Regions from separate parts of the Homo sapiens genome. Here region 1 is linked to region 2. A link is an interaction called in ENCODE POLR2A ChIA-PET data of the cell type or tissue named here. Cell type or tissue: CD4-positive, alpha-beta T cell. All regions are shown on one strand. Links, peaks and the distances in the headings refer to the core of each region. The heading gives the core; the rest is flanking DNA.

Evidence for each region. Peaks named below come from ENCODE experiments on the same cell type or tissue, not always from the same donor. Only the 100,000 strongest peaks of a DNase experiment are listed, where the experiment ranks them.
Region 1: POLR2A ChIA-PET joins it to region 2 with 5 read pairs; 2 of 35 experiments call an interaction of 5 or more read pairs at or near these places.

Annotation. Positions count from the first base shown.
Region 1 is chr4:136,322-149,089 of GRCh38, reverse strand. All of the region lies in intron 3 of ZNF718 (zinc finger protein 718), which reads right to left. Among named protein-coding and RNA genes, the nearest start is that of ZNF718, 18 kb to the right of the region's middle. In CD4-positive, alpha-beta T cell, for the core only: no CTCF peak of the experiment used is centred there; no DNase peak of the experiment used is centred there.
Region 2 is chr4:44,950-61,107 of GRCh38, reverse strand. It overlaps ZNF595 (zinc finger protein 595), which reads right to left and starts at 7,787. Exons shown (of 4, transcript NM_182524.4): 1 at 7,617-7,787; 2 at 1,552-1,678; 3 at 955-1,050. The coding sequence starts at 7,619. It also overlaps the pseudogene LOC105374377. RefSeq lists enhancers at 6,044-6,984, 6,985-7,926. In CD4-positive, alpha-beta T cell, for the core only: no CTCF peak of the experiment used is centred there; no DNase peak of the experiment used is centred there; H3K4me3 peaks cover 226 bases.

The DNA.
Region 1 (12,768 bases), core at 3,922-11,921, 87 kb before region 2:
CCCACAACTTCTAGTTATGAAAATACAGCAGTTATGCCCTGACAAAAGAACCTTTATGAAAACTTAGAAATCCATGTAAAAGATTGTGAATCCAAGACTGAGGAGGGCTGTATTAAGAGGGCATGCACTTGCTTGAGTGGCATGCTTGCCCATCATAGTCCCAGCTACCGAATGAAATATGAATAATTCTCACTGTAAACATAGCTATAGATCATTTGGTTTTGTTCCTGCCACTATCACCATCTGCCAAGACACTTAGGAGAATTCATAATGTCCTGTGTCTCAGGTGAAAGGCCTTGACATGTTGGTCCTGCCTGTGATCTATAAATTAGCCCAAAACCCACCCCTTTCCCTGATCAGTCATAGTGTGGAAGAAATCCTGCACACACAGAGACCCACAGAAACATCCATCTGTGCCCCTGGATGTAGGCCTGCCAATATTTATTCAATGGTGGATTTTTTTTTTTTTTTTTTTTTTTGAGACAGAGTCTCACTCTGTCACCTTGGCTGCAGAGTGCAATGGCGTGATATTTGCTCACTGCAACCTCCAGCTCCCAGGTTCAAGCAATTCTGCTGCCTCAGTCTCCTGAGTAAGCGGGATTACAGATGCCCGCCACCATGCCCAGCAAATTTTTGTATTTTTAGTAGAGATGGGATTTGGCCAATTTGGCCAGGCTGGTCTCGAACTCCTGACCTCAGGTGGTCCGCCCACCTTGGCCTCCCGAAGTGCAGGGATTACAGATGTGAGTCACTGCACCTGGCCCTGATGGTGGATTTTGATGTGGCACTATAACCTGGCTCCGAGTCCATGCAACCAAAGTCCAGGGGCAGTTTTTCCTAGCCTGAAACCTGCCAAAAAGCACACCTATAGGCATGCTGGCTGACTTTATTCCCACTATGAATCTTGAAGTAGCCCTGTAACCAGCGCCATTCCCTGTCCGCTAGAGTCTGGGAGCAGTCCTGCCCGCCCAGAAATCTGAAGGCATAAATGCCGTGAACCCAGAAACAGAGCTGAAGTCTTAGCTGTGTATCCTGAAGCAGCCCTATGAATCAGTTCCACACCTTTTCAGCTGTGATCAAGGACCAACCCTGCTCTTCCAGGAACCTGTCCAATGACTGGATTAGAGCATTTCCAAAAACCAGCAAAAGCCTCACAGGAGTCACACCAGATAACATTACTGTATCAGCACCCCCAGATATAATTGGAGGGTTTTTTTTCCTGGAGATGGAATCTCGCTCTGTCGCCCAGGCTGGATGGAGTGCAGTGGTGTGATCTCAGCTCCGTGCAACCTCCACCTCCCGGGTTCAAGCAATTCTCCTGCCTCAGCCTCCCAAGTAGCTGGGGCTACAGGCGCACACTGCCACGACTGGCTAATTTTTTGTATTTTAGTAGAGACGGGGTTTCACCATGTTGCCCAGGCTGGTCTCGAACTCCTGAGCTGAGGCAATTCACCTGCCTTGGCCTCCCAAAGTGCTGGGATTTTTTTTTTCTGAGCACTAGTCATATTGATCAACATCTTGAAGAAAGTTTGGTGTTCTCAGAAAACAGACGAAACCACAACTGTCTGATGCCCTGATTACAGGTCTGCCAAGCATGAACTTCATGGCAGGCCCGGTAGTAGTTACATGACCTGGCTCCAATGCACTTAACTGCAATATCAGCAGAAATCGCATCAGTCCAGAGATCCAACAGAAGAAGATATTTACCTCCCCAAACTAGTTTATAGTAACTGAAAGAGGCATTTGCTTCTTCAGACGCAAGGACATCCTTAATGGATCATGAAGGATCAGGCAAATATAACACCACCAAAGGAAACTAAAAATGCTCCAGTAACCACTTACAATAAAACACAGATCTAAAAAATGACTAACAGAGAATTCAAGATAATCTTCAAGCATCTCACCAGTCTGACCAACATGGTGAAAGCCTCTTTCTACTAAAAATACAAGAATTAGCCAGGTGTGGTGGTGCACACCTGTAGTCACAGCTAATTGGGAGGCTGAGGCAAAAGAATCGCTTGAATCTGGAGTGTGAAGGTTGCAGTGAGTCAAGATCACCCCACTGCACTCTAGCCTGAGCAACAGAGTGAGACTCTGTCTCAAGAAAAATAAAAAATAAAAATAAAAACTCAGTAAGATGCAAAAGTACACAGATTACTAAATTTTTTTGCAACAATGCATGAACAAAATCACAATACAGAAAAAGAAACCATTAAAAAAGAACCAAATAGATATGCTGGAGTCAAAGTAAAAATAGTAGAACTGAAAAATTTAAGAGAAAGCTTTAACAGGAGACTCAGCTATATAAAAAAAAAACACCCCAGCAAACGTAAGTCATTTGAAAGTTTCTAATTAGAAATTTTTTAAAAATGAAAGTGTGAATAAAGAATTTGGAACCCATGCTATATGATAAACCATAAAAAGGTACATATTTTAGGAGGTTCAAAAGAGAGAAAACTTTTTTTTATTGTTTAAAGATATAATGTGTTAAAATTTTCCCAATCTTGGAAGAAATACAGACATTCAGTTTTATGAGGCTCAAAATATCAGTAGCAAGAAGAACTTGATAAAAAACTTGCCCAGGACACAATTATAATTAAACTGCCAAAAATTCAAAGACAATGGGAGATTCTTAAAAGAAGCAAGAAAAAGAGATTCTTCTCATATAAGGGAACATCTATAAGGTTATCAGTAAATTGCTCAGCAGAAACCATGCAAGCCACACAGAAGTGAGACCGTATATTTAAAGTGCAAATGAACAGAGAAAAAGAAAAAACGTTGACAAATAAGGAGACTATACCTGACAAAACTGTCCTTTACAAATGAAGTATCAATCAAGATATTCTCAGATTAAAAAATAAGTTGAGGGAATTTATAATCACTAGACCTGTCTTACAAAAAAATGTTAATGAGAATTTTTCAAGTTATAAGGATGGAATCCTAACTTACAGCAAGAAAACATATAAAAGTATAAATCTTACTGGAAAACATATATATATATATATATATATAGAAGGCTATATCACTAATTATGGTGCATAAATCACTTTTAACTCTGATATAAGTTACAAAAAAAGCATTAAAACACATATAGCTTCAGTATATTTGTTAACAGGTACACAATATTAAAAAAAAGTAAAGGGTGACATAAATAGTGTGTTAAAGGAAGTAAAATTGTTTAATTTTTCTATACATAGAAGGTAACTTTTGCTTGAGGCCTGGAGTTCAAAACCAGCCTGGTCAATATAGCGGGACTCTGTCTCTAAAATAAATACATGAATAAAATAAAATAAAGATCTCACAAAGCTGTTTGGTTTTTTTAAAAAAAGAAGCACTGGGTGTGATGTCTCATGCATGTAATCCTAGCACTTGGAGAGGCCAAGGCAGGTGGAGTGCTTGAACCCAGGAGTTCAAGACCAGCCTGAGCAACATGGCAAAACCCTGCCTCTATATAAAGTACAAAAAAAAGTAGACAGACTTGTGCTTGTAGTCCCAGCTACTCAGGAGGGTAAGGTGGGAAGATTGCTTGAGCCTGGGGAGGTCGAGGCTGCACTAAGCTGTGAATGTACTGCACTTCAGCCTGAGTAACAAAGGAAGACCCTATCTGTACAAAAAAAGAAGTTACATTGTTATCTCAAGCTAGACTTTTATAACTATGAGATGTTTTATGTAAGTCTCTTGGAAATTAAAATAAAAATGGCAGTAGATACAAAAGAAAAAGAATCAAAGCATATAAGAAAAACAAAACAAAAATTCAAGAAAACGCAAGGGAAGAAAGCATGAAAGAATTAAAACACAGAAACTACTAACTGGTCAGAAAACAATGAACAAAATGGCAGTAATAAGTTCTCATCAATAATTCCTCTAAATAGAAAAACATTTACTTATCCAGTGAAAACATATTGCTATTGTTTGAGTGTCCCTCCAAAATTTATGTTAATATTTAACTGCCACTGTGAGAAAATGAAGTGAGCCCCTTAAGAAGCTATTAGGTTATGAGAGCTCTACTCTCATGAAAGGGTTAGTATCATTATTCCCACACTGGGAATTAGTGGTTCGAAGATGAAAAAGAATATTCCATGCCAATAACTAAAAAAGTGTACGAGTGGCTATATCAAACAAAAGAGACATATAGAAAAAAAAAATCTGTCACAAAAAAAACTTTGCATATGATGGGGTCTTATATTTGAAAAAACCTACTTCACTAAAACACCATTAGAACTCATACATTTAGTCAAGATACAGGATTAAAAAATTAGTGTTTCTACATGCCAACAGTGAACAATGTGAAAATCAAACCAAGAGAGTAATTCCATTTACGGTAGCCACAAATTAAAATTAAATACCAGGAATGAACTTAACCAAAGAAGTGAAAGATCTCTATGATGAATACTATAAAACATCGATGCAAGAAATTAAACAAGAGAAAAAAAAGGAAAGATATTTTATGTTCATGAATAGGAAGGATCAGTATTATTAAAATTTTCATACTACCCAAAATGATCTACAGATTTAATGCAATTCCTATCAAAGCATCAATGACATTCTTCACAGAAATAGGAAAAACAATCTTATAATGTAGACAGACCCATAAAAGACTCAAAATAGCCAAAGCCATTGTACCAGAAAAGAAACTGGAGGAATCATAGTATTTGAATTTAAATGATACAACAGAGCTACCGTAATTAAAATGGCATAAAACTGATCAGTAAAACAGTAGAGCGAATGCAGAGATAAATCCATATTACAGCAAACTTCTTTTTGACAAAGCTGTCAGGAATATATTGTTACCGCTAGAAAGTATCCGGGTTCTTGGCATCTTGAACAAAGAATTGGACAAAATACACAAAGCAAGGAAGGAATAAAAGGATTTACTAAAAATGAAAGTACACTCCACAGTGCGGGCCCGAGCATAGGGGCTCGAAGGCCCCCTTACAGAATTTTTGGGAGCTTAAATACCACCTAGAGTATTCCATTGGTTACTTTGGGTATGCCCAACGTAAATGGAGAGGGTGAAGTAAATTTAGTTATTAACGGTGGATGCCCTATGGAGAGGATATTTCCTGTTATAGCTGAAGTGTGAATTGGGCTTATGGTCCCTGCCTCCAGACCGTTTTCCTGCCTCATGTCCCCCGAGAGATGTGATCCCCATAAATCCTTATAGGAGACGGGGGGGTCAACGGTCTTTTTCTTTCTGTAACTGCTTTATGCTGGCTTGGGGCATAGTCCCTGTCTATTGGGGATCACAGTACTCTCGCCCTGTTCTGTCTAGTGGAGGCAGGGTAGTTTCTTGATGGCCAGGGGTGTGTTTTCACCTGGAACTGGCTGGAGATTTCACTGCATGATCAGTGAAGCTTGATGGTCTCTAGGCAAGAGCAAACGTGTTTGGTTAAAAGATATAATGGGGGTGGATACCTATGCTGTTAAGAATGTTTGTTACAGAGATTTGCAGGAGAAAAAAAACCTGATTTGTTCTAGAATTTATGTGTTTCCTTAAAGTCTTGGCACAAGCAACTCCATTTTGTTTTGGTCTGTTGGTGCCTAGTGTATGAGCTTAGTCCAAAACAATGGCATCCCAGAATTTTGTTTAAAAACTTCCCCCTTGGCCGTGCACACTGGCTCACGCCTGTAATCCTAGCACTTTGGGAGGCTAAGGCAGGTGGATCACAAGGTCAGGAGTTCAAGATCAGCCTGGACAAAATGGTGAAACCCCGTCTCTACTAAAAATAGAAAAATTAGCCAGGCGTGGTGGTAGGCACTAATCCCAGCTACTTGGGAGGCTGAGGCAAAGAATTGCTTGAACCTGGGAGGCAGAGGTTGCAGTGAGCCAAGATTACACCACTGCACTCCAGTCTGGGTGACAGAGACTCCGTCTCAAACAAAACAAAACGAAATTCCCCCTTTTTGGTTAGGTTCTCACTTAGATTAGTGTGTGTCCAAAATTTAGGGCCTTAGAGCCACTCTCAGTTACCATCATTTTGGATTTCTGGTCTCAGCACATTATTTATAGGTTACGGTGTTCTCATGGTTGCACGTTTCTTTTAGCTTCTGTTATTCTAGTTGAAGAGAGACCATATGACATCCTAGAGATGGCTGCATGCAAGCATTTAAAACCTTTGAGAGAATACAGCACACAAGGGAGACTATTATTATGACTATTGGGAGGAAAATACCAAGAGTTCACAGTATGCTCCTTACTCAAGGTTTCCATAAACCAAACCTCGTAAAATTAAATAGATCAAAGAATGAGCCAGATAAAGAGTTTACTTACTTAACTAAGCAATTTCTTTGTTAATCCCCTACCACTGAATTTCTATAATCTTCATTTGATGTATTTCTCCATAAGCCACAAGTGCCAGCAGCTGCACAGGTACCTCTTTGTTTAGTCAATTCTATTATAACTTTCACAAAAGAATTTAAAGTCTATTGTGTAACTGTAGCCTTTACAGTAGAATTTGCTATAGAGCCTATCATGAGGGATACCTTTTTAAATCATTGCTTCTTTTACTTTAAACCATGGGAAAGGACCTAACAAATGATGCCCCTCTAGAAGAGTGAAGGCCTCCTGGCAATGGTCTCTTTAGCCCACGGTGTGGGTTAACAGGAGTGAACCAATGTTTTGTTTTTGGACTGATTATGAGGCAATGTATGTACCATTAAAGTTTCTTACTTACACTGACTGGGCTTTCATCTTTTATTTATCTAAGTATAAGCTTATCCATATATAAGGCTGGCTGCAAACTCCTTCACAAATAGAAGTATACTCCATAAATGCACTTAACAGATCCCTTTTCTACTTTTAATGTTTGTAGAAGCATAAGAAAAAAAATTCAAAGGTAAGAGTTTTATGATAGAAGTTTTAATTTGTGAACTTGGGAAAAGCTGTTTACATCAAGGATGCCATCTTCTTGGGAGAAATCTCCCTGGTTAGCTTCACCTCAAGGGTTCCAATGGCTGCACAGTTCCAAAAATGTGGAGGGACCCTTATCAAAACCCGTTAACCTAAAGCCCAAAGTCCTGACATTTTGTTGTAGTGTGGGTGGCAAGGACAGTTTTTCTCCTATGTTCTCAGAAGATTTAAACCATAAAAAGCTTTTTTACCTGCTGGAAATATACTGTAGCATAATAATCTCAGCCTCCTTGCATAGTAAAGCTTTTATACAACAGAAAACATGCATTGAAAATAACAACTGAATGAAATCCCTTTATAAAATGTTTAAATGGCCCACCAGGTGACCAAATATACCTGAAGCTTTAATTGTATTGTATTGTTTTGGTATTTAATTTTTGTTTTACTTGTGTTAGTAGGTCAGTAGCTTTATACAAGGAAATTTGATTATTTCTGCAGTTTATAATAACATAATAACCATAATTATAATTGACAGCATATACTATTTTAGAAATCTCATACAGTTTTGGAACATATATTAGTATTATTCACAAAAATATAACCTAAAGCAGATTGAACATCATTTTAGCAATCACATGTACCCAAACATGTCAAATAATCCTGTTTACCTCCTTTCTGAATGTTTTCAGTGGCCCTCTGATCCATCCAAAAAGCCAGGCATTAGGAAACAAGCATGTATGTGAAATTTGGCTTTACATTATATCCAGCTTCATGCTTAACTATATTTAAAAAAATAATTGCCAAACTGCTGATGCATTTTTACAATACTTTTTATTTTACTTTAATCAAAACTAACAGCTTTATGAAAATGTTTAATTAGCCAAACGTCTCCAATTCTTTATCAGGGTTTAAAAAATATTTTATGATTTAAACTTTTCCCACATTTTTTGCCTAATGATTCCTTACTACATTGTTTTATGAATAACCTTTTTAAATCTGTAATTTGAACCAACTTTTAGATAACTATTGAATTAGACAAAACTATTCTCTTTTTTTTTCATGAATAACATAACCCTTTCTGGTACATTTGGTATACAGAATTACATGTTAAATAGAAACCTGAAACTTTAGTGAAACCCTAAAAAACAAAAAATCCTGAACTAATGGATATGGACAATTCCGCAACTTTAGAAGAGACTTCGGATAGAATGGAAGAAGGCAGGCTCACCCTAAGTAGCTCCCAGCTTGAATTAACACTGACATTTAAAAATATTTAGCAAAGACAAACATAAAATTCAGACAAAATGTATGCTGATAATTATGAAGGCATTTATATTTTTATTCCACCAATAATTTTAAAGCTAGCTTGTTTAGTAAAGTTATACTTTAAGTCACATGAACTTGAAAATTGCTTAGACTTACTTATGAGTGCTCTTTTACTTATAAGCCAATTTGGTAGACATAACATATAACAGTAAGTGTACATGCAAATAAAGACATCTAGACATGTATACACACACATAAATGAAGACTCAATAGCTTGGAACCTTAGCCATGAGATAGCAATAGAAACTTACTGGTTTTACTTTGCCCCAGTAGATAATCCAATGAAGGCTGTGAACCAAAATTTTGGGTAAAGCAGTCTCCATGGCAGTTTGATTTTTAAAGGCCAAACCTCCCCAGAATCCAAAGAGCACTGGGGCCAAACCATACCAAAGGAGGGCATCACACATTAACCAGGTCCCCTGCTTGGAACCACAGCACAAAAGCCTGCATAGATACAATGCCATTCCACTTTTCCATTCAACAGTAAACTCCAAATTCCAAACAATGTTGGGGCCAAACAGCATTGCAACTATGAGAGAAAATTCCAAGGAGGGTTTAGTACCAGACCTCAGAACCTCTGCCAAGAACGTCCCCTTTGGGAAGGTTGAGGTCCGCAGGACCCACAGAGTATCCTCCTGTGGATCCGATCTCAGTGTCAGATGTCTCTGACCTTAGGTGGGCACCTCCAGAGCACACTATAAGCTTTATAAAAATAGCCATGAACTGCAATGAGAACTGGATGCCGGGTGGGCCTTTTTGTTCCGTAGCCAGTTGAGTACGGTAAGGGAAGAATTTAGCATAAGAAGGTTTAAGTCCCTTAAAACATGTGCGAGTTTGCTCTGAACTGCGCCACACATAGGGATCGGGGACCACGTGCAGAAAAGATAAAAAAAAAAGTCATTCCCCCTTCTGGGCAGGGCAATTATAAACAGCGACTTAAAGACTGAGAAATAAAGGAAAAAAAAATGAAAAAGACCCAGGTTCCTTAAGCAAACCAGGAGGTGGCAGTCAGCCTTCTCTGCACGGAAACCCATTAGTTTCACAGGCCACAGCCAGAAACCTGCAGTTGCCTCCACGTTTAGGTGCTGCCCACCAAGTGTTCCAAGTTGGAAATGAAAAGAGAAAGCTCTTGTATGGAGCAGAAAGGAAAGAGAGAAAAATGAATCCCAAACTTTGGGCTTACTTCTTCCTCCTGGCTGGCCAAAATATACGTTACCAGTTGTAGGTGTCCAGGTCCTTGACGTCTTTAACAAAGAATTGGACAAAACGCACAAAGCAAGGAAGGCATGAAGTGATTTATTGAAAATGAAAATACACTCCACAGTGTGGGAAAAAGCCCAAGCGTAGGGGCTCAAAGGCCCCATTACAGAATTTTTGGGAGTTTAAATACCCCCTAGTATGCCCTATGTAAATGGAGAGGATGAAATAAAGTTACAAAGTTATTTATGGCCCATGCCCTATGGAAAGGTGAAGTGTGAAGTGGTCTTATGTTTTCTGCCTCCAGACTCTATTTTCCTGCCTCAATATAATGGGGGAGTCTCTTCAACAAATTGTGTTACAAAAACTGAATATCCATATTCAGAGGAATAAAACTAGACCTCTATCTCTTGCCATCTAAAAAAAATTAAATCAAAACGGATTAGAGACAAATCTAAGACATCAAACTATGAAACTACTACAAAAAACATTGGTGAAACTCTCCAGGAAATTAAACTGAACAAAGATGTCTTGAGTAATACCCCACAAGCACAGGCAGCCAACGCAAAAATGAACAAATGGAATCACATCAGTTAACGAGCTTCTAAACAGGAAGTGAAACAATCAACAAAGTGAAGAGACAACACATAAAATGGGAGAAAATATCTGGAAACTGCCTATAAGGAATTAATAACAAGAATACATAAGGCACACAAACAGCTCTATAGGATAAAATCTGATGATAAATAAGCAAAAAATTTGAATAGAAATTTCTCAAAAGAGAGCCTACAAATAACAAAAAGCCATATGACAGGGTGCTCAACATTATTTATCATCAGAGAAATGCAAATCAAAATGACAATGAGATATTATCTCACCCCAGTTACAATGGCTTTTATCCAAAAGTCAGGTGATTAATAAATGCTGGTGAGGATGTGGAGAAAAGTGAAAGTTGAACTCTAGTACTCTCTTGGTGGGAATGTAAATTACTACAATGACCATGGAGACCAGTTTAGAGGTTCCTCAAAAAATGAAAAATAAAGCTACAATATTATCCAGCAATCCCATTGCTAGGTATGTACATAAAAGAAAGGAAATCAGGACATCAGAGAGATATTTGAAGCTCCATTTTCACTGCAGCAGTGTTCACATTAGCCAAAATTTAGAAGCAACCTAAGTGTCCCTTACATGAATGGACAAAGTAAATGTGGTGCACATACATAACAGAGTACTTTTCAATCATAAAAAAGAACAAGATCCCATCATCTTCAACAACATGGATGGAACTAGAGGTCATTATGTTAAGAAAAATAAGCCAAGCACATGAAGGCAAACGTTGCATGTTCTCACACATTTGCTGGAGCTAAAATTAAACTAATTCATAGAGACAGAGAGCAGAAGGATTGTTACCAGAGGCTGGAAAGTGTAGCAGGGGACTGGGGGAAGTGGGGAAGATTAATGGGTAGAAAAATAATTAGAAAGAGTAAGATGTAGCAGTTGCTAGTACACAGAGTGACTATAGTCAAAAGCAATTTAATTGTACATTTTTAAATAACTAAAAGAATGTAGTTAGGTTGTCTGTAAAACAAAGAATAAACACTTGAGGTAATGAATACCCATTTACCCTGATATGATTTTTATGCATTTCATGCCTACATCAAAATATCTCATGTAACCCATAGATACAAAAAGCTACTGTGTACTCATAAAAATTTAAAATCCTGAACCATATACAAAAACTATCTTGAATAAATTAAATATTTAAATGTAAGAAGCATAACTCTACAATTTTTGGAAGAAAATACAGGAAGAAAGATTATGACATTGGTCTTGGCAATGTTTTCTTGCATATAGCATCAACTACATGAGTAACAAATTTAAAAACACAGAAAAATGGACTACATTAAATTTATCTCTGAACATTAAAATAAACATTTAGTCAGTCCCGAGTAAGAAAAAAAAAAGTAAAAAGTATACATTTGACAGAAGTTAACACCCAGAATAAACTCCAAAAAGTCAACAAAGAGTAAGTAATATGATTAACAAATGAACAGGAGGTGAAAATGTTTCTCCAAAGAATAAATACACACAGCAAACAATTATTGAAAAAATTTTTAATCTTTAGAAAAATGTAAAGCAAAACCACAATGAGGTATTATCGTGTATTAATTGGAATGGCCAATATCAAGCAAACAAAAAATAACAAATGTCAACAATGTAGATGAATTGAAACCCTTGTGCACTGCTGGTGGGAAGAAAGTGATGCAGCCCCTAAAAAATGTATAGGGGTTCCTCCAAAAAAAAAATGAAGTTATTCTATGACCCACTAATTCTACTTCTGAGCATCCTATTCAAAATATGCAAAGTATATCTGACAGAAATATTTGCACATCCATGTTTACTGCAGCAATATTCACTGTATTAGTTTATTCTTGCATTGCTATAAATACCTGAGACTAGGTAATTTTTTTTTTTAGAAAAAGGTTTAATTGGCTCGTGGTTCTGCAGGCTGTACAGGAAGCATAGCAGCTTCTGTTTCTAGAGAGGCCTCAAAAAGCTTCCAATTATGGTAGAAAGCAAACAAAGAGTGAGTCACCTCACATAGTGGGAGCAGGAGCAAGAGACAGTGAAAGGAGAGGTGCCACATGCTTTTAAAAAATGAGATCTCAGGAGAACAAACTCACTATGCCAAAGACAGTACCAAAGGGGATGGTGTTAACCATTCATGAGAAGCCAACCCTACCATCCCATCACCTCCCACCAGGCCCACCTCCAACACTAGGGACTGCAACTTGACATGAGATTTGAATGGGGACCCAGATCCAAACTATATCACTTACAAAAGCCAAAAAGTGAAAAAACTCAAACACCCTTCAATAGATGAATGATTTAAAAAGATGTGGCTTATACATACAATGAAATATTCCTTAGCTTCAAATGAAAATATCTTGTCAGATGCTACAATAAGGATAAATCTTAAAGCCATTATTTTAAGTGAAATAAGATACTAATAAAGTGACAGTGTATGATTCCACTTAGGTAAGATATCTTAAGTAGTAAACTCACAGAAAACACAAGTAGAAAGGTGCTTGCCTTTGGCTAGGGTTGTGAAACCTCAGTGGAGCCAAAGATCAAGTAGGGATATTTGGAAAAAGCAGGGCCTCACCCAGGTGGCCAACTCAAGAGCCCATAGACATGGCTGCAGATAAAACATGGCACACTAAGCTTGGTCTTACTAAGGATGCTGAAGCAGTTCTGCAACCTGTCTCAAACTCCTCTCAGCTACAGTACACAAGTGGTCCTTCCTATCAAGAGACCTGCAAGGAGACACACCCAGCCATGGACCTGGAGGCAGGCCTACAGATCTCGGCCTCAGCTATGTTCCCTGAAGCAGT
Region 2 (16,158 bases), core at 3,283-11,282:
ATCCAATCCTTTGAGTGTGAGGACGTTTTTGCTTATCTGTGGTGATGGGTATCAAAAAAATTATTCACAAACCTATTTCTTGTTTCTTAGCTCATCGGCTATCATTACTGTTTGTGTATTTTATAATTTTAAGTGTGTCCCAAGACAAATCTTCTTCCAATGTGGCCCAGGGAAGCCAAGAGTTTGAAAACCTGTGCTGTAAACTATATTGTAATTTGAAAATTTGAATATATATAGAGTTCAAATTACAAATTTCAGTTTATACAAAATAACATTTTGAAGTAAAATAACATATTTTTTCATATTTGGAAAAACGCTTATTGTTCTGATAAAATTGCTGAGTAAGAGTTTTTGTAGAATTACATTTGCAACCTCTACAGGATTAAAAATCACTAAGCAGGGTGATGCACACCAGCATGGCACATGTATACGTATGTCACTAACCTGCACATTGTGCACATGTACCCTAAAACTTAAAGTATAATTAAAAAAAAAAATCACTAAGCAGAAAAGATGCAACATCTGTCCTCGGTGTTCCTAAGATTTCTAAACCAAATCCCATTATGTCCACTACTCACCTTACGTATTTTAGGCATGATGCGAAAATAATATTTGAAAAAATACTTTAACATAGAGGTCCTCAATAATACAAATACTCCTATGTCTCTAAAAGCAATGGAACAGCAGTCAGATTATGCAGCCCATTATAAGCGATAAAGTGGACATTGGCTCTCCTTGTAAACTTGGAGATCACTGAAGAAAAAAAGGAAATTCTTAGAAGATTTAAGAGCATGGGACAGAAGATGACCCTATTTGTGAATAAGAGAAAAAATGCAGCCTTTTCGGAAATTATTTTTATTGGCGCAGTTTCCCAGACTACATTTGAAGGCCTGGCTTCCTTCCTGACCTCTGGCCTCCTAGCCTGTGTCCTCTCCTTCATTCAGTCTCACCTACCTGGGGGTTTGGCTGCTGTCTCATGTATCTTCAAATTGCAGGGCTCTTTTATTTGCTCCAGACAGGTGACCAGGTCTGGGTTAGAGATCACAAAACCTGTTTTATTAAAAAAAAATTAACATGACTATTGCTGGGGATACTCCAATGACCAATCTATTACTATGCTAAGTAGAATAAAGAAATTATGGAAGACTCCAGAAAATTAATCCAAAAATTGTTTCCTGACAGAATCTTTAGAATACTGAAATATTTTAAATCTGTGGGTTCTAAGTTCCACTACCCAGTACTACTGAATCAAAAATAAGTGGTGCAAATTAGATTTTAGATGTGGAAAACAATATTTTACATCACTGAATTTCTAGAATTACTACTATCCTAGAGTGAAGGACACAAATTAGCTCAAGAAAAGAGATGGTTTATGCAATGATGAAACATCCTAAAGATTTTCTTTTTACACCAGCAAATCCCAATTTTTTTCTTGTAGAAAGGCACTGAAATTAATTAATGCAAAGCAGAAGCACCCAAGAGACATTCTGCAAAGAAAGAAAATGAAACTCTGAGGAAGTATTAGGAATTATGTATTGAAGTTATCCTCACCCAGGGAGACCAGGTTCCTGTAGTTCTCCAACATCACATCTCTATACAAATTCTGCTGGGCAGGGTCCAGACATTTCCACTCTTCAGGGGAGAATTCTATGGCCACATCCCTGAATGTTACGAGTTCCTGAAAACACATATTTATCATGTGACAGAGTTCTTAATTTGACTATAAGTGAAATCAGAGAACTAGTTGTGACTTATGGGGCTGACTGGAATTATCTGATAAAATAACTTTTAACACAGTAATGTTATCTAAAGTATTGTATAATTCTGAAGAAAAAGGAGGGCATGCCAGCAATTTTTGTTGCTGCAATGGAAATATGGGCTACACTGATCTGTCCCTACCAAAACCAAGCAAAGCAGGTCCTGTGACCTCCTTGAACAAAGGGTGAACTCACGTCTCATTAAAGTAACTGGAAGCCCTCATGCTTGACCCTGGCCTCACTGTAATGTCACACAAGAAACTTAACAGGATCTGTGGGGAGGGAACAGGTGACTGTTTCTCTTCAAACTGCCATGTGATCCTACTGGAAGACTGGGCTGAGAGTCACTTAGCTAAACATTGCCTCTCAAGCTTCAATGTGCACATAAATTTGGTATTCTAGGCCTCACTGTAAGTAACAAAATTCTGCAGGTTTGAAAAGGGTCCATTAATCAGCTTTTTATAGCCAAGTCTCCCATTAATGCTCATGCTCCTCCTAGACCCGTTATAGTACCACTCAGCTAGAGAAAGCAGACACAGCACGCAGAGTCCCTTACCCCAACACCCTTATCACAACACAAATACTTTTCATCCGAAGACAAGACCAGCAATCAACATCCTGAAACGTGGCATTATCTGCAAGCCCTTTAAAGGTTACAGAGGCTGGAGATGGTGGCAATGTCTGAGTAAGTCTGCATTTGAAAAACAGCACATCCACATGCATTAATGCGATATTTGTGGAGCATGTACTATGTGCTCAGGAGTATGTCACAGAGCACTGTGCTGGGAAGCTCACATTATGTGTGTTAATTCTCACAGCATCCTGGGAGGTGGGTACAAAGTGTGTGATACTTCCCAGGATTTAAATGCAGGGCCCAGCATTTCTATTTTTTCTTCTGTTTTCCTATCATTGATTTTTAAAAAATATATAGAATAATAGCTCAATGTAGATAAATGGGAGAGACACAGAAGAAAGTTTTAAGTACAATTCGGGAATTTTTTATTTTTGTGTTTATAGTTACTTTGAGACTTGTGAAAAATCCACTGAAACTGCAAAGATGGAGAACAGGTTGCTGGATGGGATGTCTCTAGAAATACTGGTTTTAATTTTACATAAAATAATTTAAGTACATTAAATTCAAAGTACATTGCCTTTCTCCATTTATCAGCTTTTGTGTTTCAGGAAATTGGGAGCACCAGCTCTGGAGAGGCAGTAGGAATAGCTACTCCAAACTCTGATCTTCTCTAAGCAGTTCTGTGAGGTATTTCAGTGTGGGGTCAGACCTGGACAAGGTTCAGTAGAGGGGGGATCTGGGCAAAGTTGGGACAGAAAATGGGCCCTAGGCTTCTGCTCTCTAGGCCACTAAGTAGTTTCAGTTTTGTCTTTTCTAAGCCTGCCCAAAAGAAATTTGATTCCCAGAGTTTGTGTAATTTTTATCTATTTTGCCACTTCCCCATCTATAACATACAATAACAAGGAATTTAACCAAAACCCTTTTGTTTTTCCAGACCAATTATATTTGAAGTTAAATATTTATTCTTAGCAAGGCAAAAACAATACAAATAATGACTTCTCTTCTGTCCATAAACAGCCATGCAGGTGGTGGTATCAAAACTCACAAAACAATAAAAGGGAAGTAACCCAAACGAAGCTTAAGTCTCCTGTACAGTTTTCATCTTTGTACTGAATACATGACGCTGAATTCCATCATTTATTAATGTGCTCTAGAATGCAAGTTCCTTGATGGTAGGGACCACGACTATTTCATCTCTTTTTCTAATGTCCATATGAAACACTGACCCAGTCTGCACAGGACATCCTCAAATGTCTCAAATACTCACTGATGCTGCTGAGAGTGTCCCCAGTGACCCTGGGCTGATGCCCCCATAGTGATCCAGGCAGGAGACTCAGGCTGACTTTCTGGGGTGCAAACAGAAAATGGAACTGCCCTGATGGAGCTGCAGATCCTGGATCTGGATGTGATATCCCCTGTCCCTGATCAGCTAACTCTGAGGTAGGCGAAGGAAAAAAGTACTCTACTCCAGTAACACAGGGAGGCATAGTTGGCATTATGGCTCTGGATATTTAGTGGCCTTGACTTCCCACTGCTAAGGTGCTTGTTTACACTTACAGATTCTGCCACAGTATTGTGTTCACACCAGAAGCCTCTTACTCAGCTGTAGCAGGTCACTGGACAAGATCTGGAAAACTCAAAGGGCTCCACTCTGAAAGTGGGGCTTATGTCTATGCTGACCTCTCATGATGCAGAAAACACCTTCTGTGACTTTTCTGTATCTCTTCAACCCAAAGTCTGGCCCTGTCTTGTGAATCCTGGGCAGAAGCCAGCTTTTATGTGCAGATTCTAGGTGAGATCAATGTGTGCTGCATTCTTGAGTTACAGGAAACAGAGTAAAATCAGAGGAAAGACCTTCTCATGAAGCCTCCTTCAACATATTCTAAAGAATATTTTGAGCTAAAGGGAAAAAGCTGGGGTAAACATAAGTAGAGAGTTTATTTGAGCCAAAGCTTGAAGACTGCAATCCTGGAGTATAAAGTTGCCCTGAATATACACTCCAATTAGAAGCAGTTACAAGCATATTTTTACAGGCAAAAAGGAAGTCAGAGAGGAGATTGATAGAAAGGTGTCAGAAATTCTTATTGGTTTATAGAAGTAACATTGGTTAGTGATTGGCCATATACATAGTTAAGCTATAGGGTATGGGTCATAGTGTCCAGTGTGGCATTATTAGGTTAATTTACAGCCACTTGTGGCAATAGCAAGCAATTTCAAAAGACAAATAGTTCAAGGAGGAGAACAGTATGTGAGTGTGGTCTCATTTTAACACATCTCTGGGTCTGATAAATCTAAAAACTTGTATTTCTCAAATAAAAGTTCTTTTATCAAATCTCAGGACATAAATTCAGAATTTGGAACTGCACATTTAGGTCTTGGAGGGCTGGTGAGCTATGTTTGTGGGCCACAATGTGGCCCATGCCAAATGTTTGTGGGCATGTGGGCAAGGGGAGGTGGGAGGGAGCAGAATTTCTCAGGTTTAATCGATGCGTATGTGTGAATCTGGTTAGGTTTATGGGCCCCATATCTCTGAAATCAGTGTCAGAACGGAAGATGCCAGGAGCACTGAAGGCGGTGAAATAACTGACTGCTGTCCTGAAAAGTTATTTTTGTAGAAATTTAACTGCTCTAGAAAGGACTGTAGATGCCAAGAGAGAGACCATTCTGTTTGCAGATTTAGGAAATACTTTGCTGCACTTTGCCGCACAATTGCAGGTTGTGACTGGAATCCTGAGAAAGAATGTTTTCTCAAGTGAAGTCTGCTCGACATTTTGTGTATAACATCTGGTAATTCTGGACAGTGTGTGGAAAATATAACTAAAAGCAAAATCATCTGCAATCCTAAAAAAGTCTCCACAGTAACAGAACTGCAAGAAAATGTTTTGTTGTATAATTAAACCAAAATATGATGTGCATCACAAGCAATCTAAGAAAATGCAAACACAGAAAGTCACCATAATTAGTTCTCAAGTAGAAGCCTTGAAAGCACCATTTGTCATACACAATTTATTATAATTTCATCATGTAATTTGAGAGGTCATCTGGGTTTTCTAATTTTTTCTAATCATTAAAGAAAAAATAAACATCCACATCTTCGTGACAGGATGTAGATTTGCAATGTGGAGCTAGGTACCTGCTGAAGGCAGCCTCCTAGTCCCCTACAGAAACTGTGAAATAGGGTGTATATTCTTGCTATTTACATTTCAAAGCAATAGTTCCCAGGTCCCAGATGAAGACAATTTTGAGCCAAAAAAGACAAATGACCTATTTAACTGATAAAAATGATTTACATATATTTCAAAGAAGCAGAGAAAATATTTAAATATAAAAGTTCTCAAACTAAATGCTTTAAGAAAAAGGAGAAGAGCAAAAATTCTTCCCTCGTTCTAAAGAGAAAGCATTAAGCCTCTTCTAATTTGTGTTTGCTCCTACAACAGCCAGGCCAAAAGGCCTGGTTTCGAACTCACTAACGTCTGAATTCTCATAGGCACCTGAGGGATGGACTTGGGCACACCGTGTACACAGAAAAGAGAATTTGTGGGGAAGGAAAAAGCAGAAGAGAAAGGAGCTATCAACAGCCATGGGTGGGAGGCCGGGCGCGGTGGCTCACGCCTGTAATCCCAGCACTTTGGCAGGCCGAGGCGGGAGGGCTCAAGGTCAGGAGATCCAGACCATCCTGGCTAACACGGTGAAACCCCGTCTCTACTAAAAATACAAAAAAAAAAAAATTAGCCAGGCATGGTGGCGGGCGCCTGTAATCCCAGCTACTCGGGAGACTGAGTTAGGAGAATGGCGTGAACCTGGGAGGCGGAGCTTGCAGTAAGCCGAGATCACGCCACTGCACTCCAGCCTGGGCAACAGAGCAAGACGCCATCTCAAAAAAAAAAAGCCATGAGTGGGAGCAGGGCAGGACTGACTAAAGCACTGGTTTGTGCCACAGGTACAGGCCGAGGCAGGGCTACGCTCTGATTCCATGTCTACAAAGACAGAAGGGATTAGGATCAGGTGGTCCGGAAGCCTGGGTGGGTGAAGGAAGCAGGTTCCTGCTGTAGATCCGGTCTGCGGTTGAGATGAGCCAGGAGACTTCTGGGCACTGCGTGTGTTTTTGGCAGAAAACGCTAGGCGCAAAGCTGCCATGGGCACAATTCCTGAGGTGGAATCCTGTACTGGGAAGAGTGGGGCAATGCGAATGCCCGGTGGGCGTGCTCAGGAGTGGACTAGCATTGGGTGGGGGCTGGCAGCAGGGTGCAGGGAAGGGATGTTTCTCAGAACTCCTTTCCTCTTTGTTCTGGGTCCCCTCTCTCCCCGGAAGGAGACCTGGAGGAAAAGGACAGTGCCCAGCGGGACAGCACATATGCAGAACCCGGCCGCGCCTCCCGCAGACACCAGGCATCTTTCTCCAGCCCAGGCTCAGCCATGTCTTTCTTCTGACAGAAAACGTGCGGAGTTTCCTCAACACCAGTCAATGCTCCAACCCCAACGCGGTGTCCAGCAACTCACTAACGACACCACCCAGAGTCAGCGCAGACCCCACAAGCTCAGCGCTCTTCCCACAACTGCTCCCGCTGCAGACGCCAGTCCCTGCCTCTGGACACCCGTCTTCATTTCTGAACGCCTGTCTACAAACCAGGGGCGCCCACACCCTCAAGTTCAGCAATGTGGCAGAACTACTCACAGAACTGAGAAGCGCCGTGCGCACCGACACCAGCGTATTCTAAAAGATGTTACTCAGGAACAGCCACGCGGAGGAGGTGCACAGGGCAAAGGGACTGGTGGAATAGTTGGAGCGGGCGGGTGATTTGCTTCGCTTGCTCACACACCTCACAAAAGCCTTTCCTTCAAGACCCGCTGGCAGTCCCCAAACCAGGAGCCGCGGCCGACGCTGTCCCATTAATGAGACCCCGTTTGCTCACATGAACTTTGTTTCGATGGGGCCTCGATCTCATTCCGAACAGGGTAAAGTAGGGACCGGACCCCCGGACCACAGCTCCTCCCAGGCGGGCACCTCGCACGCGGGCGCCGGCGTCTTCCAGATGAGCTCCTCCTCACCCCGCGGCCCAGGGAAGGTGCGGGGCTGCGGGCGCAGAACTGCACAAGGAGGGCCGCAGGCTGGGCCAGAGCCGCCGTGCGGGGACCGACAGGAGCCCGGTCCGTCACCGGAGGGGACTGAGGGCTGAGAGGCGGCAGCGGGGACTCCGTTCGCAGACTCGGTCCCGCCGCCGCCATTTCCCGCCGGTTCCGATGAGGCCTCCCCAGCCTCCGGACGCCCTGCCCCGCACACTCACCATTTCCCGACTTCAGGGTATCCGGGAGTCTTAGCTACAAATTGTCCAATACCCTCAGGTCACAGAGCAACGGGAGGCAGAGGCTGTGGCTGAATCACCGAGGCCTCCCGGAGCCGAGAACGCAGAGAGCTGAAGCCCTAAACCAAGCCCTCGCAGGAGCCAGAGGAAAACGCCGCGCCAGATCCCGGAAGCCAACCCCTCCTCTCTGGCTGCGGGCCTGATTGGGCAGTTCTCATTCCGACACTCTGATTGGATATTACTCCAATCCCCGCCCTCGGGCCTTGAGTAACAGAATTTGCAACCATACACTCCACTGATGTGGCAAGAGTGACAGGCTGGGGCCTCCAGGCCCTTTCAGGCGGGGCTTTCTCTCCCGGCTTGGCCTGACGCAGCCCAGGGGTGTTTTTTTTAACCTTGTTGTGTGTAAGGTTATGTCCACTTGTAAAATACACTTACACACAGACGTGCACACACGCGCGCACACACACGCGCGCACACACACGCATGCACACATGCATGCACACACACTTTTTCACAAACGGAAGTGATATAATGACAATTATTTTAATATTTTAGATTTCATAACCCTTCTGGCCGCTAGTCTTTTGAGTAGGACACCTGAGATTTTAAGAGGGAAGCAATCCTTTAAAAAATAAAATATTAATTTGTGAATTTTGCGTTTTTATTAGCCACGTCAAAAATAATATTTAAAGAGTGAAGTTGTTTGTAATAATTTTTAACTCATTGTATCAAAATATTGTTTTAATATGTGATTGATATATAATTAGAAATAAAGTATATTTCTGATCTAATTCTTCTAAACTCACTGTGTATTTTATGTATTTCTGATCTAATTCTTCTAAACTCACTGTGTATTTTATGTTTGCAGCACATTTTACTTCAAACCAGTCACATTCCAGGTACCCAGTAGCTACATATGGCAGGTGGCTGCCACATTGAGCGCAGCCATGAGGGCTCTCTTCCCTTAGGGAAGTGAGGGCCTGAACACCTCTTTTCTGCTGGAAGTAAGGGACCAGCCTCTCTACCAACTTTTCTCCTCAGGCTCAAGGGTGGGTGGGACAGTGCCCCTAGAGAGAGCAGGGGCTGCAAGCTGAGAGTATCCACGTGAAGACCACGGTTTCCCAGTTGCTGTTTGGTGGAGGTGTGGTGGTCTCCTCGGTTCAGCCAGGTCGGGACTCTTGTGCCACGACCAAAAAGAATGAAGCACACGGATACCAGAGAGTGAGCAAGGCAGAGTAGGATTTATTAAGCAAAAGGAAAGCTCTCAGAAGCAAGAGGGGACCTGAAAGCAGGTTGCCAGAAATGAGGCTGAGGTCTGGGTCTTTTATGTGGCAAGAACAAGTATGTCTTCTGTGGGTTCTGCCCAAATGGGAGGGGTAAAGTTCCTCACTAAGGGTGTTGCATCTGCGCATGCCTGGGATTGGCCACAGTGACTCCATTTTGGTTATTACCCATGAGTGCCTAAGCGAAACTTACACGAGGAGAGCCAAAACCACAATGCTAATGTCATGTTAATGACCTTATAATGAGCTGGGTCAAGTTAAGGACATTTGGGTTGATTTATTGCGCCTGTGCTAAGTTGGGACAGTCCCTTTGGAGCAACATCCTGGCATAAGAGGAAGTTCTTAACCACATTTCTTCCTGCTAGCTACAGAGGTGGTGCAGGTGCGGTCCCACACGTGTTTTTCCTCTCCCCAGGCCCTCTCTCTATCTGCCTAACCAGCGTCCGACTGCCTCCTCTATCAAAGGTTCCTCTTCCTTTCAAATATCAGACAGCAAACAAAGAATGTTGGGGCCACACAAGCAGAGAACACCATGTCTTCAGATCTCTTCACAGCCTTGTCCTCCAGAGTTTAGAAGTGGAGGGAAAAGATTAAAGGCAATCTTCTTGTTTTGCTATTTGTCCTTGGACCTAATCTGGACCTAATTTGGACACACAGGCTGTAACTATGTGTTTTTCTCCTTTGGTGTGGGGCACTGTGAGTTTAAGCACCAATCACATGCATCCACATCTAACTGCACTTCTGTTCCCAGAACGAAGGCCGTGAGTGTGAGTTGTCCAGGTCCTTGGCAACAAAGAATTGAACAAAATGCACAAAGTAACAAAGGAACAAAACAGAGGGAGGAAGCATCAAAAGCGGAAATTTATTAAGGTAAGAAATAGGGTGGGTATGGGCTTGAGCAAGTGGCTCAAGGACCCAGTTACGAAGTTTTCTGGGTTTTTAGTACTCCTTTTGAGGTCCCTATCAGCTACCACTGATATGGATTAAGGATTTGGTCTGTGGCTAATTAAAGGCTTAGGAGAATTGGCACGCTATGCGGATGAAGGAATGCAGGTGCTTGGCCTGCAGCCACTCCAAGGCACTTTCCCTTTCTACCTGAGAAGTGGTAGAAAGGGGAGGGTTGTAGGGACAGTAGCCTTTGATCCTTTGCTATTCAGGTGTGGGGAGATGGGACTTTTTCTTTTGGTTTAGCTGTTGGAAGTTTGCCTTAATTGGCCTTAGGTTTCCTGCCTCCAGACCTTGGTGTTTTTTCTTTTAGGAAGTCAGCACAAATTGGCCTTAAGTTCTCTGCCTCCATACCCCATTCTCCTGCCTCCCTTCTGTACAAACCATTTGTTATACATAGTTCATCTTAAACTCACCTGGTAATTGGGGAGGCCTTCTGTGTATGCTGGTTGGTTATATGCAAAGAAAAAATAAACTTCCAACATCATGATAGGAGGCAGTTTTGCAACTTAGAGCCAGGTGCCTGTTGCAGGTAAGCCTACCTTACCTTCAGCTGTAAGTGGCTCTAAGTGGCTCTAAGTCACCCTCCATCTCGTACAGAAAGAGTGAGATAGGGTACTATCATCTTGGCTATTTATATTTCTTTTTTTTTCTTTTTTTGAGACAGAGTCTTGCTCTGTCGCCCAGGCTGGAGTGCAGTGGTGCGATCTTGGCTTACTGCAAGCTCTGCCTCCCGGGTTCACGCCATTCTCCTGACTCAGCCTCCCCAGTAGCTGGGACTACAGGTGCCCGCCACCACACCTGGCTAATTTTTTTGTATTTTTAGTAGAGACGGGATTTCACTGTGTTAGCCAGGATGGTCTCGATCTCCTGACCTTGTGATCTGCCCGCCTTGGCCTCCCAAAGTGCTGGGATTACAGGCATGAGCCACCGCGCCCGGCCGGCTATTTATATTTCAAAGCAATGGATCCCTACTCACTAAGCCCTGGGCTGCAGCAATTCTGCTTGCCCTCTCCTGGTGGCCTGTGTCCTCTCCCAAACCCTGCCATCTACCACTGAGGCACAGCCCACAGCTGGCAGCTCACATTTTACATTAGAGAGTGGGGTCCCCACATTTTACATTACAGAGCGGGGTCCCTGAGCTGCAGGAGGAGAGCCTGCAGGGCTCTTGGGTAGAATTGCACTTTTGCAATAAGGGAAACGGGAGCAATGTTTCAGCCTCAGTTTCTATTTATAATACTGACACAAAAAGAATATTGCTGGATACATAGCATGGATCTAGATAGAGCAGCTCCAGGAGTTCTCACGGTGACAGCCCCCCTCACTCACAGACACCATGTGATATTAATAGGGCTTAGACACAAAGCACTGAATTCCCAAAGCATTGAAGAGAAAGACAGCTCTCAGTCTGAGTAAAACCGTATTGAGAGAAGAAAAGAGGTTGAAAGAATCTTAAAGACAAATTCAGATTACATGTAACATTGGTCAAATTGACCAGAAAATATTCTTCCAAAGAAGTTCTTCTCTAAACACCAAAAGTGCACAGCTACTCTCAGCATGAGAAATACAAGTATTATGAGAAAGAGGGCTTATTCTGAGCAGAATTTCCATCTCTGCTGCTCTCCCATCTGCCGGCCGTTGGATTGGGAATCTATACTGGAACACACCTGACAACCTCCACCAGCACTTTTTGATGAAGAATTGGAATTCACTCTATTCACATAGTAGAATTATATCAGAGATTGCAAGATAGCTAACTGAAGAGCTACTATGATTCTTGGGTGGCCACATCACCTGCATTTATTTGTCCGGGAATAGTGGCATTCCTAATTTAGTAAAATAAAAGAATAGACTGTAAAATTATGCTGACCTATAATTATACCTATAGGATCAATTAATAAACATGTCAGGTTAATATCTACTGTAGCAATGTGGTAGTAAATTTTCTTTGGGTATTAAATATAAATGTGTACATATAAATAATTTTGGTATATTAGTCATAATGTATATATTTTAAAAATTATCTGTAAGCTTAATTACAATATTTTATAATACTTTATATTTCAAACAAATTAATGCTTATATTAAAGTTATATAAACTTAATTCAAACAAATTAATACTTATAATAAAGTTATATAAACTTAAAGTTATAATACTTTATATTTCAAACAAATTATACTTATATTAAAGTTATATAAACTTAATTCAAACAAATTAATACTTATAATAAAGTTATATAAACTTAAAGTTATAATACTTTATATTTCAAACAAATTAATAACATTAATATTAAAATTACTATTTAAGAAGTTTATTCAAAATAAATATTGTGGCCTTATATTCACACAATTGTAGAAAATACTGTTTAATTTACATGGATGCATGTTGTCTACTAAAGACTAAACAAAACTATGCTAATTTTTCTGAAGTAATAAGTAGAAACCAAAGCACAGCTAAAAATTCCATTGCTCAGTTTATACACTAACAGTTCTAGCTTTTGCAGTGTTAAATACTTTAGGCTCCAGATATTATCACCTTTGATATAATCGCCTTGGATGATTAGTTTTCTGTTGGAGAAACTTAGTATCTTTTACTCTTCATTACTCTGTATTGCTGAATTGAATCCTATCCTTTGTGCTCAACTTTTGTGTGATCTTAAAGTGAGCTTTATCATTCTAAACAAATCTGTGTCTACTTTAAAAGACTGAAAATGGAAAAAAAAAAACTTTGCCAAATCAAAAGCAAAAACAAAGTGGTGGTTCTCAGGTCCTAGATAAAGAGAATCCTGAGTCAAAAAAAAGAAAAAAAGGTAAGTTTTATTTAGCTGTTAAAATAATTTAAATATATGTGTGTATTTCAAAAAAGCAAACAAAAATGTACGTGTAGGCTAAATGCTTTTTAAAGAAAAGCAACAGCTGGATTAAGGACATGATCTTGAACTTCCAGACATCTGAATTTCAGTACACACTGGATTTAGGTATCTAATGGGTGGTCCTGGACACACTGTGTACACGTAAAAGAGAAACTGTGGGGAAAAATGTAGAAAACAGAAAGGAGCCACCAAAAATCCATGAGTGGAGGACAGTAAAAGGTAGGTGGACAGACTGGTTTGTGTTAAAGATAATGGTCTAGAAGGGGCTATACTCAGAATTATTCCTGTGTCCGTGCAGGCAGTTGAGATTATTAACAGGTGGTGGAGAGAACAGGTTGCTGTTGCAGATTCAGTGTCTGAGGGTAGAATTATACTAGGAGACCTATAGGCACTTGTGTAGGTTTTTGGCAAGAAACTAGAAGAGAAGGCACTGTGATGGGATTCCTAAGGGTGGTACTTACTCCTGGGAGGGGCATGGCCACATTAATACCTCCTAGGAGTATGTTTATAAGTGAGTGAAAAGTATGTGATGGTAGCTGTAGGCTAAGGGGGTCTGTTCTGAAGTTTTTAGTCCCCTCTTACCTGGGGAAAAGAACTGAAATCACAGGAGAATGTGCAGTGTGACAGCCTATATACAGGAGAAGAGAGCCTTTCTTCTCCAGACACCCAGTCTTTCTCTAGCTCAGGCCCCTGTCGTCGTCGTCGTCGTCTTCTTCTTCTTCTTCTTCCTCTTGTTCTTCTTCCTCTTCCTCTTCCTTCTTCTTTCTTCTTCTTCTTTTCTTTCTTCTTCTTCTTCTTGTTCTTGTTCTTCTTGTTCTTGTTCTTCTTGTTCTTGTTCTTCTTCTTCTTCTTCTTCTTCTTTGTTCTTCTCCTTCTTCTTCTTCTTCTTTTTTGAGATGGAGTCTCACTCTGTCACTTAGGCTGGAGTGCAGTGGCACTATCTCAGCTCACTGCAACCTCTGCCTCCTGGGTTCAAGTGATTCTCCTGCCTCAGCCTCCTGAGTAGCTGGGACTACAGGCGCCTGCCAACATGCCCAGCTAATTTTTGTATTTTTAGTAGAGATGGGGTTTCACCGTGTTGGTCAGGCTGGTCTCAAACTCCTGACCTCATGGTCTGCCCACCTCAGCCTCCCAAAGTGTTGGGATTACAGGCATGAGCCACCATGCCTGGCCGATGTCTTTCTTCTAACACTACATCTGTAGAGTTTGAGGAATACAAAGCAATTCTCCAACACCAACTAGTTGTTTAACATTTTAAATCTCACACCACCAAAGTCAGCACAGGCCCTAGAGTCCAGAGCTTAGTCCCACAACACTGCTCTTACTGCAGATGCCAGTCAGAAACCACAGGTACCCATACGTACTTCTGAGCTACTAAGAAGTGAGGACTCCCATAACCCCTTTCTCAAGTTTGAGAATTTGATTAAAATACTCACAGAACTCAGCCAAACACTGTACTTGTGTATAACAGTTTGTTATAAAATATACAACACAGGAACAGTTGGAAATGGAACAGGTGTATAGAAGCTACAGAGCCTGGGCAGGCTGGGGACTTGTAGGCAGATGCAGCTGGGGATAGGATGAAAGGGGATTGGGACAAACTTTCTGAGGATACAATTTTTATTGTCCTGGGGTTGTTTATAGACTTTGTCAAATAAAACAAATTCAGATTTAGGGAAGATTTAGATACACATGTAACCTTAATATTATATACCTATTTTTGTAATACTTTATAGTTTATAATGTGTTTTACTGGCAATCTAAGTTGAAATCTAGTTTACTTTTAGCTACAAATACCCTCCAGGAAGGCAAGTTTTATAACTACATATTTTTGTTAAGTTGTATGTGGTACTATAAGGCACAACATGCCTCTACTTTGAAAAGAATAGCCACCAAGTCCTGAATGGAAATGCAAGAATTGTGAAAGAATTCAGTCACCTAATTTGTTGATTGGAGAGGATTTCTTTTTTTTTTTTTTTTTTTTGAGACAGAGTTTCACTCTTGTTGCCCAGGCCAGAGTGTAATGGCGCAATCTCAGCTCACTGCAACCTCTCCCTCCCAGGTTCAAGTGATTCTCCTGTCTCAGCCTCCTGAGTAGCTGGGATTACAGGTGTCCGCCACTACACCCGGCTAATTTTTGGTATTTTTAGTAGAGAAGGGGTTTCACCATGTTGGCCACACTAGTCTCAAACTCCTGACCTCAGGTGATCCACCTGCCTCGGCCTCCCAAAGTGTTGGGATTACAGGCGTGAGCCACCACTCCCAGCCAAGGATTTCATTTCTGTAGGTACCATCGGCTTTCTCACTTCTCCCTATCTGTTGAACATGTTCCACATTTTTTCCCGCAGCCTTTTCACCAAATCATAACCCAGGAGAATGGTGAAGGCACAGAGAGTGATAAGCTGCTTCATGACAATCTTCATTTCAGAACTAAAAGCAAAAACTGCACTATTTAGGTATCTGTGAGTTGTGAACGTTCTGTCTATGAGTTACAACTGTCTATTTTAACTTAGAAGACTCAATCTTCAAAATTAATAATTACTTTTTAGATGTATACAAAAGTAAAATATTCCAGCATTTTGGGAGGCCGAGTGTGCAGGGGTGGATCACTTGAGTTCAGGGATTCAAGACCAGCCTGACCAACATGGTGAAACCCTGTCTCTACTAAAGAAGTACAAAATTAGCCGGGCCTGGTGGTGTACTCTGGTAATCCCAGCTACTTGGGAGGCTGAGGCAGGAGAATTGCTTAAACCTGGGAGGCAGAGGTTGCAGTGAGCTGAGATCATGCCATTGCATTCCAGCCTGGGCAACAAGAACAAAACTTTGTCTCAAAAAAAAAAAAAAGTAAAATATTGTCCTTAATTTTTATCTTATAAAACTATATTATATTCTATAAACAGTCACATAAATTAATTTTTCTTCAGCCATGTTAAAATGTACTATTGTTTTCACGTCTTAAGAAAGAATAAGTATGGACACAAGAGTTTGTTTTCCTTTTCCAGACTTAAGATTTGTGATATAAAAGTTAACTGAAGTGAGAGCGTTTCAACTGGGTTTCCACATCATTTTCCACAGTGGAATCATCTGAGGCATAGAATTCAGTGCACCCACACATAGCTTTGAAATATAGTCCTCTGACTATGTCTGGAGAATATGCCAAGCTTTCCAACAGCAAGCAAGACTGAGGCATCAGCATAGAGATTAGGCCTGGCTGAAGAGCTCTTGAAATACGTGTGCCTTATACAAAACACCTGGGAATGTCAGACACCATGGTATAAAAATCACCAAAGTAATTAGGCCAGTGACTGTGTCATTGATTGTAACTACCAGTCAATGTCTAGCTAATATTTAACTAGTGGCAGCAATGAATATAACATTCAATGATAGATGGCGAGGGTAGAAAGTCTGCTCTCCAAAGAA